2 separate regions of the Homo sapiens genome follow, and region 1 is linked to region 2. The links are chromatin contacts, found by Hi-C or POLR2A ChIA-PET in ENCODE. All regions are on one chromosome and are shown on one strand. The core of a region is the stretch at or near the end of the contact, and the rest is flanking DNA. Distances in the headings are between cores, read along the strand shown.

Region 1 (3,304 bases), core at 618-3,117, 69 kb after region 2:
TTGTAAAATGGAGATTCATACCTTAACCTCTTTGTGCCTCAGTCTCTCATCTACCAACTGGGGTTGTGAAAATTAAACGAGATGAGTCACGTAAAGTGTTTAGAACAGTGCCTGGCAGTACTAGGTAAACGGAAGCTCGACCTCTTTTTGTTGAAAGGAGAGGTTAGCAGGTGTGTGAGAAGTGTAAAAGACAACCTGGAGACAAACAGAGGCATTCTCCTTAGTATATTAAGAGGGGGTGAAAGGAAATAGAGCAATGGTAATACTAGCAATTTGAGGGCCGAGGAGGGAGGATCGCTTGAGCTCAGGAGTTTCAGACCAGCCTGGGAAACACAGGGAGACTTTGTCCCTACAAAATGTTTAAAAATATTAGCCAGGCCATGGTGGCATGTGTCTGTGGTCCCAGCTACTTGGGAGGCTGAGGCAGGAGGATCACTCGAGCCCAGGAGGTCAAGGCTGCAGTGAGCTGTGATCATGCCATTGCACTCCAGCCTGGGCACCAGAGCAAGACCCTGTCTCAAAAAAAAAAAGGGAATTATGAAGTAGGAATCTGCTAGTTGTTTCCCTTCTAGGCCTGGCTCTCAGACCCTCCCTCCTGACATCCGTGCTCTTCTCTGTCACCCTTCTTATCGGATGACTTGACCTTAAATTTTAGGACAACCTTGGGAGCCACTGATTGAAAATGGTGGCACCTCTATTAGCCCTGGTTTCTAATTTCCCACATGGAGCAGAACCCCAACTCCTGCCTTCAACTGGACTATATGTAAACTAGAAAGAAACGTCTTTGGGCTAAGGCCCTGGAATTTTGGGGGTTGTTTGTAATATCAGCTATCATCATCTTAACCAACACTGAACTATTTTGTGCTGTTCCAGTTAAAGCACCTCTGAAGTGATGCTGGTTAAGGATGCACTTCCAACTTTGGGAACTTCTGCTTATCCCCACAATCTGATCCCTGACTGCTGGGAAGTCAAAGCCACCCCTACACCTCTGGTATTTCAGATACTGGACAAAGCCTGATCCCGATGGGGTGCGGGGTGTCTGTTTGGGAAGCCCTTGGCTCAGCACCCTCTAACAGCCACAGTTCCCAGGGAGCCCCCTAACCTTCCTGGGCTTCGTTGCATTGGACACCTGGATGGTGTAGACACCACTGGCACTGGCCCCAGAGCGCTGGATCTCTGCACAGTCCTGGAACACCTGCTCACCTGCCATTATGAAGGCTGCAAAGGGACAACACAAAAGTCAGTTGGAGGTGGGCAAGGAAAGAGAGAAGGGGCCAAGTGGGCATGCCTGCCTGCTTTGTGCCAGGTTCTGGGTTGGGAGGTGCTGGGGACAGGGAGATGAGTCAGACCTGGGAAGATTTCGTAGAGGAGGTGACAGTAAGCTGGAACCTGTGTAATGAGCAGGAGTTGCCCAGTGGAGAAGGGGAAGGTGTTCCAGGCGGAAGAAACAGCATATGCAAAGGCCCCAAGGTAGGAAGGGCCCTAGTGTGTGCAGAGGACAGGGCATGGGGAGGGGAACTAAGGCTGAGGCCAAGGAGAGGAAATGACTCACACCGTGAGAGAGGAGTTGAGACCAGGGAGGCTGCTTGCTGTATGATGCAACTGAGAGGGTAGAACAAGGCTGGCACAGAGAAGGTGGGGAAGGAAAAGGAGAGACGAAGCTGAGATTTCAGCAGGGCCAAGTCAGCCGTGAGTGCCAGGCTGCGGAGCCCAGATTCTCTGGGCTGAGAAAGAGCACTCTGTCCAGAGTGTGGAGGGGGGCCTGGAGGGGATGAGACTCAAAGCTGGGAGGCCAGAGAGGAGGCTGCTAGAGTTTTCTGGGAGAGAGTTACTGGGGCCTGAACTCCAGTGAGGCACTTCCCATTTCACAGACCAGGAAACTGAGGCCCAAGAGTGAGGCAACTGGCCCAAGGGCACACAGCCAGGTAAGGCAGAACCTTCCTTCTTTGGAGCTCCCTTGGGTGGGAAGCTGTGGGCTCCCCTTCATAGCCCACCCTTTTGGCTGTATCTCCCTGCTGCCCTGGGCATATGCTCCCTTATTCTGTCCTCCCTTGAAGCTGACTGCTGGCCTTAAAGGGCCCCTGTTTCTTCCCTCTGGACTACATGAGATCGGGATAGTATTAATGACTAAAACCTACCAGGGGTTTCTAGGCCTGGCCTGGAAAAAGTGACTGTTGACAAACAAAGTGCAGAGATTTAAAATCTCCTCTGTCTCAATTAGTGGAATCCAGTTAGAGGTTTGAACTATGATTCTACCAGAATCCAATCTCTCTGGGTAGCCAGGTACCCAGGATGGGGCTAAAATTCCAGATGGATAGGTTGTCAACACCAGTGAGGAACCAGGAGGCTACCACAGGGTGGGACTTCCTGGTTTGGCTTTACATCTGAACTTCAGGGATCCCAGATCCTGGATCTGGGGCACTTGTCCAGAGAAGGCTATTGCTCTCATGTCACAAATGAGATGACTAAGACCCCCAAATCAATTCCAGTTCACTCACAAGCATTTCCTGGGCAGTGGAGACCCCTGCCCCACCTGTTGGCACCCCCTCAGCTCCCCACAGGGAATTGGAGTCCAGCCAAGCATGAGGAGGCTGTTGGCCTCAAGGTGAGCAGGGATGGGCTGAACCTCACCCAGTAAGGCAAGGACAGAGCCAGGGTTGGCCTGAGATTTCCAGCCACCCTTTCCAAGGCTCTGCTCACTGTTATTTTCCTTAGTCTACAACAATATCAATAACAATAACAACAATAATATCAACACAAAAAGTGAAATACTCACCATGTATTGTAGTGTTTCCAAGGTGTCATGTAATGCCAGGGGTAGTTTGGGGCCAGGAAAAATATTTTTGGGAGGCATAAGAATAGGATGGACTGATATTGATATGCAACAGTTTGATCTGGTCCTCCTCTGAATATCTGGGCTGGTAATTTGTACCAGTTTCCCTCGCTTTTGTGCATAGGCACTGTGCTGAACCCTTTTGTATGCATGAACTCATCCGATTCTCTGTGCAAGAACTCTATGAGATTATTATTCCCGTTTTACAAGTAAGAAAAATTGAGGCTCTGAGAAGTTAAATAAATGACTTGTATGAAGTTCCAGTGCTAATTAATAAGTGAAGGAGCCAGGGCTTGAACTCCGGCCCATCTGACTGCAAAGCCAGTGCCCTTCCTCCTACACATCTTCCTTTGGATTTCCACCACTGAGCATATGTAAGGTTGGGCAAACAGCCTGCATGAACAATCGCTGCTTTTATATCATGCACAAGTTTGGTCTTTTCTGCCTGTGCCCATGTCCTTGTAACCTTCT
Region 2 (3,346 bases), core at 805-3,304:
CATCAAGGCAGGAAAATGTCTACAAATGTAATCATTTAGCGTGACCTATGTGGCTAATGTGGACCAAATTATCCTTAAGCTCCTGCTTTAAGGTGCATAAATGCCCCTGAGGAAAAATCCACCTTGGCACTCTCCATCCTATCTTGCTGAGATTCTTGCCTGCACTCTTCTACAGAGTTCTTTCTTTCTAATAAAACTTTCCTTTTTTCAAACCAATACTATTATCCATAAATTCTTCTTCTTTTTTTGTTTTTTTGAAACGGAATCTCACTTTGTTGCCCAGGCTGGAGTGCAGTAGCATGATCTTGGCTCACTGCAACCTCCACCTCCTGGGCTCAAGTGAGTCTCCTGCCTCAGCCTCCAGAGTAGCTGGGATTACAGACGTCCACCACCACGTCCAGCTAATTTTTGTATTTTTAGTAGAGATGAGGTTTCACCATGTTGGCCAGGCTGGTTTTGAACTCCTGACCTCAAATGATCCACCTGCCTTGGCCTCCCAAAGTGCTGGGATTATAGGTATGAGCCACCATGCCCAGCAGTAAATTCTCCTTACTAATCCACGAGTGGACCACTTTCCAATGCTGAGGCTCTGACACCTCGCTGGGCAGCCACTTTTGATTATTTTGGGTTGTCAGGGCTCAGGGACACAAGAACTTGCTCCTTAGGGGAGCTGGAGGTCTAGTAGGGATTGCTTGTTCTCCATCAGGCCCCTAGTAGGGAGGCCTCTCCTGTCCCCAATCCCTGACTCCCAGGGATGCTCCCCTCCAAACCACAGCAGGAAGTTCCTCCTTAGGTCAGACCCACAGCCCTGATGCTGTGGTCTCACTGCAGGTCATAGTCTCACAGGGGCCTCTTATATTATTTTAATTTTAATTTTAATTAAATTAAATTAATTTTTTTTTTTTAGATGGAGTCTCGCTCTTATCGCCCAGGCTGGAGTGCGGTGGTGTGATCTTGGCTCACTGCAACTTCTGCCTCCCAGGTTCAAGTGATTCTCCTGCCTCAGCCACCTGAGTAGCTGGGATTACAGGCATCCGCCACCATGCCTGGCTAATTTTTGTATTTTTAGTAGAGACAGGGTTTTGCCATGTTGACCAGGCTGGTCTCGAAATCCTGGCCTCAAGTGTTCTGCCTGCCTCAGCCTCCCAAAGTGCTGGGATTACAGGTGTGAGCCACCGTGCCTGGTCTTATATTATTTTAATTTTAAATTTAAGAATACATTCTTAATATCAACCTTCAAAGACTCCCTGTTGCTTACCAAGTTAAGAAAACTACTTAAACCTCACATATAATTCCTTTCTCAACTGGGACCAATAAACCGTGACAGCTTTATTGAAGGGGGCCAGCCCCTTCACACCTGTGGGTATTTCTCGTCAGGTGGGATGAGAGACTGAGAAAAGAAATAGACACAGGGACAAAGTACAGAGAAAGAACAGTGGGCCCAGGGCACTGGCGCTCAGCATACGAAGGACCCGCACCGGCGCCAGCCTCTGAGTTCCCTCAGTATTTATTGATCATGATCTTTACTATCTTAGCAAGGGGAGTGTAGCAGGGCAACAGGTGGGGAGAAGGTCAGCAGGGAAACATGTGAGCAAAGGAATCTGTATCATGAGTAAGTTCAAGGAAAGATACTGTGCCCGGATGTGCACGAAGGCTAGATTTATGTTTCTCTTTACCCAAGTATCTCAGTGTAGCAAAGAGCAACAGAGCAGTATTGCTGCCAGCATATCTCGCCTCCAGCCACAGGGCGGTTTTCTCCTATCTCAGAATAGAATGAATGGGAATGGTCGGCTTTACACAGAGACATTCCATTCCCAGGGATGAGCAGAGAAGCCTTCCTCTTATCTCAACTGCAAAGAGGCCTCCCTCTTTCACTCCTCCTCCTCAGCACAGACCCTTTATGGGTGTCGGGCTGGGGGATGGTAAGGTCTTTCCTTTCCCATGAGGCCATATCTCAGGCTGTCTCAGTTGGGGGAAACGTTGGACAATACCCAGGCTTTCTTGGGCAGAGGTCCCTGTGGCTTTCCACAGTGCATTGTGTCCTTGGTTAACAGAGAATGGAGAATGGCGATGACTTTTACCAAGCATACTGCCTGCAAACATATTAACAAGGCACATCCTGCACAGTCCTAAATCCATTAAACTTTGATCCAATACAGCACATGTTTCTGTGAGCACAGGGTTGGGGATAAAGTTACAAGTTAACAGCATCTCAAAGCAGAAACAATTTTTCTTAATACAGATCAAAATGGAGTTTCTTATGTTTCCTTTTCTACATAGACACAGTAACAATCTGATTTCTCTTTCTTTTCCCCACACTTTCTCACGTGTTCTTTCTTTCTTTCTTTCTTTTCTTTTTTGAGATGGAGTCTCGCTTTGTTGCCCAGGCTGGAGTGCAGTGGCGTAATCTCAGCTCACTGCAAACTCTGCCTCCCAGGTTCAAGTGATTCTCGTGCCTCAGCCTCCCGAGCAGCTGGGATTACAGGCATGCACCATGACGCCCAGCTAATTTTTGTATTTTCAGTAGAGACGGGTTTCACCATCTTGGCCAGGCTGGTCTCGAACTCCTGACCTCAAGTGATCCACCTACCTCAGCCTCCCAAATTACTGGGATCATATGAATGAGCCACCATGCCTGGCCCATGTTTTTCTTGTACTTTAGGCTTTGCTACTTACAACCAGAACTGCTTACCATTCTGTCAGAAGCCTTCCAACCAGGGCAACTCCATCTTGAATAGGGGCTGGGTAAAATAAGGCTGAGACCCACTGAACTGCTTTCCCAGAAGGTCAGACATTCTTAGTCACAGGATGGGATAGGAGTTTGGCAGGACTGGTATCACAAGTACAGGTCACAAAGACCCTGCTGATAAAACAGGATGCAGTAAAAGAAGCCGGCCAAAATCCACCAAAACTACGATGGGGATGAAAGTGACCTCGATTCGTCCTCACTGCTCATTATATAGGAATTATAATGCATTCGCATGCTAAAAGACACTCCCACCAGCACCATGAGAATTTACCAATGCCATGGCAACGTCAGGAAGTTACCCTACATGGTCTAAAAAGGGGACGAACCCTCAGTTCTGGGAATTGCCCATCCCTTTCCTGGTAAAACAATGAATAATCCACCCCTTGTTTAGCATACGATCAAGGAGTAACTATAAGTATGTTCAGCTGAGCAGCCCATGCCACTGCCCTGCCTATGGAGTAGCCATTATTTTATTCCTTTACTTTCTTAAATAAACTTGCTTTCACTTTACTCTATGGATTCACCCCAAATTCCTTCTTGTGTGAGGTCCAGAAACCCTGTCTTGGGGTCTGGTTTGGTACCCCTTTCTGGTAATAA

The links. A loop is a pair of places that touch in the nucleus more often than their neighbours do. ChIA-PET counts read pairs that join two places held with the same protein, here RNA polymerase II (POLR2A). Pooled maps may share reads with other maps.
Region 1: a map of B cell shows a loop between it and region 2 (5-fold over the local background). The contact joins two enhancer-like sites. A Hi-C loop is called at or near these places in 14 of 168 maps with a recorded cell type or tissue (B cell, CD14-positive monocyte, CD4-positive, alpha-beta T cell and 11 more), 5 of 37 single-sample maps with no recorded cell type and 16 of 50 pooled maps. POLR2A ChIA-PET finds 5 or more read pairs at or near these places in 4 of 52 experiments (A549, H1, RWPE1 and 1 more).

The regions. Positions count from the first base shown.
Region 1 is chr20:880,069-883,372 of GRCh38, forward strand. It overlaps ANGPT4 (angiopoietin 4), which reads right to left. Exons shown (of 9, transcript NM_015985.4): 5 at 1,103-1,218. Among named protein-coding and RNA genes, the nearest start is that of ANGPT4, 35 kb to the right of the region's middle. Within about 2 kb of position 1,868, at least 2 of the 41 ENCODE cell types and tissues checked have a DNase peak (open chromatin) inside an H3K27ac peak, as active enhancers do.
Region 2 is chr20:810,503-813,848 of GRCh38, forward strand. No RefSeq gene overlaps it. Among named protein-coding and RNA genes, the nearest start is that of FAM110A, 22 kb to the right of the region's middle. Within about 2 kb of position 2,055, at least 2 of the 41 ENCODE cell types and tissues checked have a DNase peak (open chromatin) inside an H3K27ac peak, as active enhancers do.